Regions from separate parts of the Homo sapiens genome. Here region 2 is linked to region 1. A link is an interaction called in ENCODE POLR2A ChIA-PET data of the cell type or tissue named here. Cell type or tissue: MCF 10A. All regions are shown on one strand. Links, peaks and the distances in the headings refer to the core of each region. The heading gives the core; the rest is flanking DNA.

Region 1 (5,387 bases), core at 187-5,186:
TTTTTTTTAATGTTGCTTTTGGCCACTAGAGGGTGGATTCTACTTATTATCTAGGCAAGTGAAAAAGGAAAAAAAAAAAGTTACTCAGGAGTTTAACAAAAGAGGAGGACTAAAAAGATAAGTGTGGGGAGGGGGGAGGGATAGCATTAGGAGATATACCTAATGCTAAATGACGAGTTAATGGGTGCAGCACATCAGCATGGCACATGTATACATATGTAACTAACCTGCACATTGTGCACATGTACCCTAAAACTTAAAGTATAATAATAATTAAAAAAAAAGAAAAAAAAGATGTCTTTTACAAAAGGAAATAGATGGCACAGAGGGATGCAAATGAATCTGCCAGGTTATATTTAAAGAAGAAATCCCATTCCCTTTAATAATAAAACATAACATTCAAATATTTCTCTACAGCTTGCAAATTCACCAATATGTCCTCTATAAACATATGGTGTCTACAGTTTAAATTATCCATTGTAAAGTGGCCTATTTTTCTTACTTTTTATTTAAAATATTTTTAATGCAAATGTTTGTAATACCATGATTAAAGCACCAAGATTAAATACTAAGTATAATGACAAAATAATATTTTATAATTTGAGTTAAAGATTATTGTGCTATGTGTGTTTACATATAAACAGTAAGAAAAGCATTTTAATAAAATAATCCCATACCCTCAATTGATTATCTAGCATGTTTATAAACACATAAAAATGGCTGGTTTATAATTGAGGTGAGGAAGATGATAAGAAAGTTTAGAAAAGCAAAGGTAGACATACACCCTCACATTCCAGAAGTTTTTCATTATGGGATGCACAAAGATGGGTGCTGGGGCCAGCAAAGGCAACAAATGGGTGGGAGGGGGGAAAATCAAAGACTAAGACTCTATTATGGCACTTTGAAGAGAAAATAAAACCTAGATAATTACTTTTACACAAGTATGCATACTAACAAAGAGAAATTTTAAACGGTATAAAAGTATAGAAGAGTTTTAAAATGTTTATTTCCTTTTAATTTATTTCACAATCAATTGGTTAAATTTGGTTTAGTTGACCTCTTAGTTACTAATAGACATTCATTTGAGGTATCCGCACTCATCACACTTGGGTCTCAGTGCAGTCCCCAGACCAGCAGCATCAACACCACCTGGGAACTAGTTAGAAATGCGTGTTCTCAGGTCACACTCAAGACCCGCTGATTCAGGGACTCTAAGGGTAGGGCCCAGAACTCCATGACTTAAACCCTCTAACATGGTTCTGATGAGCACTCAAGTTTGAGAGCCACTAAGCTATAGAATAGAAAAGTATACAACGTCTCCCACAATCTCTGACTCTCACAAATGCGGGGAAATGGTAGGGGTTGTCCAAGGAAAATGCTACATATAGTGTGGTTATGGGATTTTTTGTGTTTTGTTGTTGTTGTTGTTGTTGTTGTTTTGAGATGGAGTTTCACTCTGTCGCCCAGGCTGGAGTGCAAAGGCGCAATCTAGGGTCACTGCAACTTCCGTCTCCTGAGTTCAAACAATTCTCCTGCCTTAGCCTCCTGAGTAGCTGGGATTACAGGTGCCTGCCACCGTACCTGACTAATTTTTGTAATTTTAGGAGAGACAGGGTTTCACCATGTTGGTCAGGCTGGTCTCGAACTCCTGACTATGTGATCCGTCCGCCTTGGCCTCCCAAAGTGCTGGGATTACAGGCGTGAGCCACCGTGCCCAGCCGGTTTTGTATTTTAACAGCCATGGCATCTCCTAAGCGCGTTTAACTAATCCAACCGCAAAACATATGGTCAGAACATGTACCAGCTATGGGCATATAAATAAACCAACAGTGAAACATATAGTCAAATGATCTACCAGCCATCGGCACATGGACTAAAGGAAGCTACCCTCCTCTCGAGGTTTACATAAGGGAAAAAAGTAACACAAAGGAATCCCAAAGTGACAACAAATGACGTATTGGAAAAGAAAGGCCAGAATGAGGGAAAGTAATAAGGATATAGCTGTGGCACAATGTGTTCTAGTTCCTCACTGTATGACTAGGAGTCACACATGCCTAAGCGGAATGAGGATAAACAAGTTCATATTCAAATTCGTGAGGGCAATTTTTCCCACATCTCTGATCTAGCTTCCTTAACCCACAGGAATAATATTTTTGCAGAAAGGAATGTCAGAAAATGGAAGATATTAGAAGTATTTAATACAGCACCAAGATTAAGATTTTGAGTAACATACAGACCAGTAGGTAATATTAAAAATAATATTATAGTTTTGTAAAGATTAAGTGTGTTTCAAATTGACTATCATATACTAGACATTTGTGAATTAGCTTTTTGCATTCCTAATTATCTTGCCGAAAATTTGCTCTGAAGGTAATTTATGTTGCTTATCTTTTAAAATATATTTTGAATAAAACATAAAAGCTCTACTTTAAAAAGGAAAGAAAGAAAAAAGCATAAACAATCTAAGGTAACAATTTTTGCAAACCAAAAATTGGGAACCATGATCTGACAAAGTTGCGCTGTTTCCAATTATATATCAGAGGTGGCCTCATAGATACATAGTTTGGTAGCAAAGTATTTGTGTGATGGAAAACAAAATACTGTGACTGGGATTATTCCAGAAAATTTTGGTACACGGAGTCCACAATGCAGACCACGATTATCTTTCTGGCTGTATTTACTTTCATTCCCCTATCACTGGGGACATTCACAGGCACAATGCAATCGTGTCATCCTCTAAGCTTTCTATTAGTCATTGCCATTCTCGAGTAAATATGCTAAATCCTAAATATTGTTAAACACCAGGGAAATTTCTCATGATCCTTTAAGAACAGTTTTAGAAGCACACACCTTCCACTTGGCCACTATCCCTAAGGGCTACAAATGCCCAAGGGCTGAAGCTGACAGTCAGGACTTCAGCTAAAGAATTTCATGGGGAAATTCAGCCTTGATGCAACTGGATTACAAAGAAAATTTCAAAATGTAAATAAATCAGAAATGACAACTCAATTATATGAGTAAATTCTGAATTCTCTTCCAACTTTCTTTATTAAATTAAGGATGCCTAAACACACAGCATTTGTTCATTTAAGAGTTGATAAAGCAGTGAAAAATCAGAAGTGTGTTTTTATTTGGTGACTTAAGATTCTAGGAGAATATATATGTTAATAACCTGAAGGGAAAAATGAAACTTCTTTGAAATAAAGCCAGGAACAAGGCTCAATCTATATGGAATTATGAGGTAAGTAAAGAAGTTTTCTCCTAGACATTCCTTATCACTTGAGTAGGCAAGTTCAGGGGACCTCACCATTTCTTTTCAAGCAACCAAAGATTAAACACTGTTTTTCAACTTTCTTTCTCCTCAAATCTGCTTACATATATAGAGACAATTTATATATATATATATATACACACACACACACACACACACACGTGCACACACACACACAGACACATCACATCACATTCTTCACATATTTAGGTTTAAGGTTATGGTAGATTGAAAAAAAAATAGCTACAAGTTCTGTGCAGCTCCTCCTATCAAGAAACAGAGTCTATAAGCTTGGCCCTGTGACTTGCTCATGCCACTGGGACATTGGCAAACAACAGAAGAAGCAGCTTTAAAGAGAGCATGCATATGGGACCTTGTGTTCTGTTGCTGCTTTCGGAACCCTACAATCGTGGGAAGAAGCCCCGACTGGTCTGCTGGATGAAGAGAGACATGTGGCTTAGTTGCCCCCATCACTCCAGCTAACTGCCAGCAATATAAGAGGGGTCATCCAGGACCCGGCAGTCCCCAGCTGGCTTGCCAGCTGACCACAAAAGCATGAGTGGGCACATGGAATAGAGAAGAGACATCCCAGCTAAACCCTGCCCAAATTATCAACCCACAGAATCACAAACAATAAGTGGTTTTCTTAAGCCATCAAGTCTTGGAATGTTTTGTTACACAGCAATGACTAACTAATACAAAGGTTGATTGCCAGGTACAATGTCTAACTTAAATAAATAAAACCACAAAGATAAACTTTTAGGCATCAGAGACCTGGTAAAAAAGGTATTTTTACGGAGTAGTAAAGAGGAGTCTTCTCAAAATAGTACCACCAGGTACTACATATTCCTTAGTTTAGACCTACTTTAATTGGGCTTATCCAATCTAAAAGCAACACCTACTAATGAATTGAACCTAGGACATTCACTCTGATCTGAGGCATCAGAAACCATCTGGTAGAGTAAAATTGAAACATGATCTTGGTAATCATCAACATATCATTAAGACTTCAGTCCAACCAACTAAGGACCTCTTTAGGCAATTCCTATAAAACCAAGTGGGATTGTAATTTTTTAATGATTTTGGCAATATGTTTATTCACAATATAAACTGTTTGGTAAAAGATAAACATGTGCCTAACAAGTTAACAACATTTGATTGTGATTTTTTTTAACTTTTATTTTAGGTTCAGGGATACACAGGCAGGTTTTTCATATAAGTAAATTACATGTCTCAGGGGTTTGGTGTACAGATTATTTTCTCACCCAGGTAATAAGTATAGTACACAGTAAGTAGTTTTTCGACCCTCATCCTCCTCCCCACTCAAGCAGGATCCAGCGTCTATTGTTCCCTTCTTTGTGTCCATATGTACTCGAAGTTTAGCTCCCACTTATAAGCGAGAACATGAAATATTTGGTTTTCTGTTTCTGTATTAGTTTGCTTAGGATAATAGCCTGTGGATCCATACATGTTACTGCAAAAGACATGATCCCCTGCTTTTTCATGACTGCACAGTATTACATTGTGTATATGTACCACTTTTTAAAAATCCAGTCTACCACTGATGGGCATTTAGGTTGATTCCGTGTCTTTGCTATTGTGAATAGCGCTGTGATGAACATATGTATGTATGTGTCTTTCAAATTCAGGAAATGCAGAGAACACCTATGAAATACTACAAAAGAAGGCCATGCCCAAGATAGTCATCAGATTCTCCGATGTCAAAAATGAAAGAAAAAATGTTAAAGGCAGCTAGAGAGAAGGAGCAGGTCACCTACAAAGTGAACTCCATCAGACTAACAGCAGACCTGTCAGCAGAAACCCTACAAGCCAGAAGAGATTGGGGACCTGTATTCAACATTCAAAAGAAAAAAAAATTATAACAAGAATTCCATGTCCAGCCAATCTAAGCTTCATAAGCAAAGGAGAAATAAGATGCTTTTTGAACAAGCAAATGTTAGGGGAATTTGTCACCACCAGACCTGCTTTACAAGAGGTCCTGAAGGAAGTGCTAAATATGGAAAGGAAAGACCATTACCGGCCACTACAAAAACACACTTAAGTACATAAAGCAGTGACACTATAAAGCGGTCACACAAGCAAGTCTGCACAATAA
Region 2 (5,387 bases), core at 167-5,166, 55 kb after region 1:
AGAAGTAAACCGGGGGAATAAATAGTGCACCATCAAGACGTTCAGTCTCAGAGGCATCCTATTTTAAAGTCGGAAGGCAGACATTATTGCACAGAAAAAAACTAGTAAGATTCGCTGGCAGGAGAAACACAAACACATCTGGACAAACACAAACAGGATTTAAAAACCAAAGGCAAAGAAAGGAAGATACATGAAGCCCATCTATGAAAGACAATAAGTAAAATATAATTAAATTGGAATATGCAAAAAAAAAAGCTTGACAGAAAGCTGACATTCAGCAGAATTAGAAAAATTAATCTCAACATTGGGGAAAAAAGTAACCACATCTAACAAGTAAATAGACAAGAGGCACAGTGGGAAGGACAGTGGCTTGGGGAGTGGAAGGTCTGGGATGGTGATACAACAATCAGCTGAGAGAGCTCATTAAGAGGTTGACTTTTACCTTCATTTCCCTCATGGAGGAATTAAAGATTATGATTATAATGACTTCAAGCAGCAGGTACCATTTCTATGGAGTGTACCCTTTAATCCACAAGAGCTTGCACCATGCTTGGCATGTCCTAGGTGGCTCAATATTTTTTGAGTGAAATTTATGGATTTTAAAACTGCAAAGCAATATGCCAATATTTTTGGATCTCTCAGTTTTTATACAGGCAATTTAGAGCAGTGGTTCTCAAAATGTGTTTCCCAGATCAGCAGCATCAGCCCTGCCTGGGAACTCGTTACAAATGCAAATTGACCATCATTGTCACAGACTTACTGAAGGAGAAACTCTGGGGGTGGGGCCTGGCAACTGAGGTTTAAGAAGTCCTACAGGTGATACTAATACAAGGTACATGCTAGAGTTTGAAAACCACCATCTGGAAAATTAGAAGCAAGCAATCTTTTAACATCAAATATTAATATTATTCATTTCCGAATTACACATATAACGCAAATTACAGAGGACAAAAATCAGAGGCCAATGGGTGAAAGTCAAATATTATATGACATCAAAAAGCCTTTAGTGATTGCACTGTTGACATGGTTTTCTTCTTTTTCTGAGTGGGAGGTCTTGGGCTCAATTATTGCAACTGTCATTGCATTCTTCACACATCTACTTCCCTATTCTTTAAGGGCAGGTATTGATTACTTTTATGCCAGCCTCTAGCACAGAGCCAGGGACACTATAAATACTCATTATATAGTAAACTAATAACTGCATAAGCACCATGCATCACTCTCTCTAATATAATTCCTTTTATTCAATTTCTCTAGCTCTCAAATAATAAAGTGCAATATTGATACAGTCCATCTATATCTTTTAATCTGATGATTCCGAAGAGGAAGATAATTCAATACTTAGAATTCAATACCTCAAAGGGGAAGATATTTCATTAAGTATGTCCTGATGACTACTCCTGAGAAGTTGAAATCAAAAGAAAGAAAACATTAGATTAATTAAGGTGTTACACCATGAGACAGACAAGTTAGGGGATTGACTTAAACTACATAAAAATTTATATAACTATATTTATTAGTTGAGTTTTAAGTTTTTGTAGTAAATCAAACTCTAAAGAAGGTATTCATTCACTCTTCAGAAAGAATTTTTTGTGAGTGAAAATTCACATTTGGGGAATCTAAAAGAAGTTCAGGAACAGTTCTTACCTTCAGGGAGCTTAGGCTCCAGATGAGGAGGTAAGACACATTCCCATGAAACAGCATACTGAGTAAATGAGCAGGAGAATGGTCCCAAGGCAGGCACATGTGCATGGCAGTGCCCAGGCTAGCCTCACTGATGTGCCGGGGAAACAAGGCTAGGCTAGGGCCCCCAATCCACAAACCAAAGAGTTGGGGTCACTGACATGGCATCTTCAAAGGTTTCTGCACAGAGTAGAGGCATGGTAACGATGTGTTGTATATTGATCTCTTCCTGTAACCACTCACCGCCATTTCAGGGGAGCACTTAAGGTCTCTCCTCCCTTCTCCCTGGGAGCAAGTGTTCTGGTCTGGACGAAATGAGAGAACTCCAAGAGGGATGTCGAAACTGGGTGTGGGATGGGGAGTGGGCAATGCCCTTGCAGAAGAAATCAGAAGAATGAAAGCTCCAATCTTTCTCATCTTTCATCCTCTTACTAGTGTTTAGAGGCTACAAAGAAGTGCCCTTGATGGCTTACCGATTCTGTGCCAGTGTGTGTGGATGTGGATGTGGGGATAGATGTTTGTGTATGCATGTCTGCGTGCATGTGTGCACTCTGTGTATATTACATTTGTATATGTGTGTACATGTTTTGTGTTTGTGTATGTGTTATGTGCATGTGTGTATACATGTGTGTGCATGTGTTGCATATGCATGTATATGAGTGCACATGTGTGTTGTGTGTGCATTTGTGTGTTCTTGCGTGTGTGTTTTCTTTTACAAGGTCAAGATCATCATTCCATTTTATAGATAAGAGAACTTGGGCTCAGAGGAGCTAAGTAAAGTTGGTGAGTGGAATTCAACCCAGGACTGCAGACTCTAACCCTACGTCCCTCTCTTTCCTCATATGTGTTCCTTCTTTCCTTTTGATGAAGTTCATTTGAAAAGACTGTGAGGGCCAACCAAGGCCAGCCCTGAGGCCAGACACAGTGGGCAGGAAGTGGCCCATTCAGGCCTGGCTTTCCTGTGATCTTTGCTCCAACCTGGCTCCCCTGAGCAGGAGATGCAGAAAGAGCTGAAGCCAAATCTCTGGCCAAGAAAGTGGTGATTGGACTCTGTGCAGGGCTTGACAATCACAACAATATCAACAGCTGACATTTGTTGAGGGCTTACTATGCACCAGGTCACTTTCCAAGCACACTACCTATATCATCTTATTTAATCTTCACAGTCATTGGATTGTGGCACATTGAATACCGTCACCCATGCCCAATTTACAGATAGACAGCTGAGACCCAGGAAGATTAAGTAACTTCCCCAAGCTCACACAATAAATGAGTAGTGGAAGCAGGCGCTGCACTTGGGCAATCTGGCCTCCCGGCCCAGCTGGGCTTTGCGGTCAGCCAGGCCCTGGCTTCGTAAGTATCACATCGGCAGCTGTGAGTAAGGCAGCATGGCCTGCGGGGAGGGTGCAATCACCCAGGCGGCAGATGCCAACAGCTTGAATCAGGGCATTGGTAATGGAAGAGGAAGAGCCAGGGCAGATGGAGAGTCATCATAAATAAAGGAAACTTGGTGGCACTCCAAAGATAACTGAGATGAGGGCGGCGAGCATAATGGCCGAGCTTCCAGCCCAAGTGAGGAGGGAGATGATGGCACCACTGATAGAAACTAGGGATGCATGAGAAAGCCAGACTGCAATCAAGTGTGGGATCAAAAGGAGGCAGAGAGAGGCCGGCAACATGACTGGGTGGGTGTGGGGGGCGCGGACAGAGGGAAGGAAGGTGGTGAGGAGGAGGGGGAGGAAGAGGAAGGGGAGGAGGGGAGGAGGAGTCGGCAGACACATTGCTGCCTGGTGCAGGCAAAGTGCTGAGGTGAAAGGCTGGGCTAGAAGGGGTCTGGAAGCCATCCACCTTGAGGTGATGGCTCAGAAGGAGCCATTGCTACCCAAGGCAGAGGAGAGCAGCTGAAGAGGGAGGGGAGGAAGAAGAGGGTGGGAGAGGTCTCAGGAGAGCAGGCACAGTGCAGTGCTCTGGAAGCCAGGTGAGAAGGCTTCTGAAAAATGATCAACTTCAGCAGGATAAGGATGAGGAAGGAGCCCTCGAAATCAGTGAGAAGGGCACCACTGATGACCTTGGAGAAGCACTCTTATGATACAGAGAGAAAAGCAGCATGAGGGAGTGGGTAGAAAATTATGAGTTGAAGATGGACCAATATGTTGCAGTAACGAGGAAGAGAGAGTGGAAGAGAAAGAAGGGGAGATCAAAGTGGAGGACAAGAGGGAAGAGGAGGAGAGGAGGAAGAGACAAAGGAGGAGGAGAAAGCGGAGGAAGTGGACATATGGAAGGAGCAGCAAGGAATTTCCAAATTACTGCTTGTTTGCAGGACTGGTTTTAAGATAGAGAAGGCCAGAGAATCCTTGTGAACAAGAAGCCAGGAAAGAAGCAGGGAGGGACAGGGAATATAGCAGAAAGAGGGAGACAAGGTTAGAAGCACATGATCCTGGAGGAAAATTGAAGAGGGAGTACATCAGGCTAAGTGTCTTAGTGTCTTGGCAGCATTATTCACAATAGCCAAAAGATGGAAATACTCCAAGTGTCTGTCAGCGCATAAAGGGATAAACAAAATGTGGTACATCCATACAATGGAATATTATTCAGGCATAAAAAGGAATGCAGTTATACCTGGTATAACCTGAATGAACCTTGAAAACCTGCTAAATTAAAGACACCAGCCACAAAACTACACATCATATACTTGGACTTATCTCTAAAATGTCCAGAATAAATAAATCTATGGAGACAGAATGTAGATGAGTGGTTGCCTAGAGCTGGGGGGTGGGGAGGATGGTAGGGCCACAGAGTGATAGCTAAAGGGTAGAGGGCCTCTTTCAGGGGTGATAAAATGCCCTAAAGCTGATTATGGTGATGACTGCACAACTCTATGAATATACTAAAAAGCACTGAATTGTAAACTTGCTGGTATGTGGATTGTATCTCAATAAAGCTGTTATTTAAAAAAACAAACAAACTTTGGAGTCATTCACAACTCTCCACTTCCACTCACACCTCAGCACACCAGGAAGTGTTATCAGCTGTACCTTCAAAGACATCCCAAATCCAAAACGTCTCACTACTTCCAGCACCACAGTGGTCAAGCTGTCCTTATCTCTAGCCTGATAAATGCACATATTTTAAAAATAGCCTCCTAACTGGTTTTCCAATTTGTCCTCCCTATGTTTATTCTGCCCCAGACTCCACAGTGATCCTTTTAAGTGGAAAGTCCAATGGCTCAGCCCAGTTCATGCCCTCAGTGGCTTCCTGTCACTCTCAGAATGAGCTCCCTGTCCTTCCTTCCTGGCCAGGTCCAGGTTCCTTCTCAGCTTGCTCAGGTCTCATCATAGGTTCTCTCGGGCACTGTGCTCCGGCTCTTCAAACACGCTGGGCATATTCCTGCATCATGACCTTTGCACATTATCTTGGTCCATTCAGGCTGCTAGAGCAAAATACCTGACACTAGGAAATTTACGAGGTGCATGCAGATTCAGTGTTTGGTGAGGGCCCATTCCTCATAGACGGCACCTTCGAGATGCCCTCACATGGCAGAAAAAGAAGGCAGCTCTCTGGGCCCTCTTTCATGAGGGTACTAATCCCATTCATCAGGTGAAGCTCTCATGACCCAATCACCTCCCAAAGGCTCCACCTTCTAATACCAACACCTTGGTGATTAGGTTTCAACACAGGAATTTTAGGGAAACGCAAACACAGAT

The links. Peaks named below come from ENCODE experiments on the same cell type or tissue, not always from the same donor. Only the 100,000 strongest peaks of a DNase experiment are listed, where the experiment ranks them.
Region 2: POLR2A ChIA-PET joins it to region 1 with 19 read pairs; 3 of 35 experiments call an interaction of 5 or more read pairs at or near these places.

What each region holds. Positions count from the first base shown.
Region 1 is chr2:229,431,518-229,436,904 of GRCh38, forward strand. The region is part of intron 8 of DNER (delta/notch like EGF repeat containing); the gene reads right to left. Among named protein-coding and RNA genes, the nearest start is that of PID1, 160 kb to the left of the region's middle. In MCF 10A, for the core only: a CTCF peak has its summit at 220; a DNase peak (open chromatin) is centred at 2,884.
Region 2 is chr2:229,486,121-229,491,507 of GRCh38, forward strand. All of the region lies in intron 6 of DNER (delta/notch like EGF repeat containing), which reads right to left. Among named protein-coding and RNA genes, the nearest start is that of PID1, 220 kb to the left of the region's middle. RefSeq lists an enhancer at 330-831. In MCF 10A, for the core only: no CTCF peak of the experiment used is centred there; a DNase peak (open chromatin) is centred at 3,071.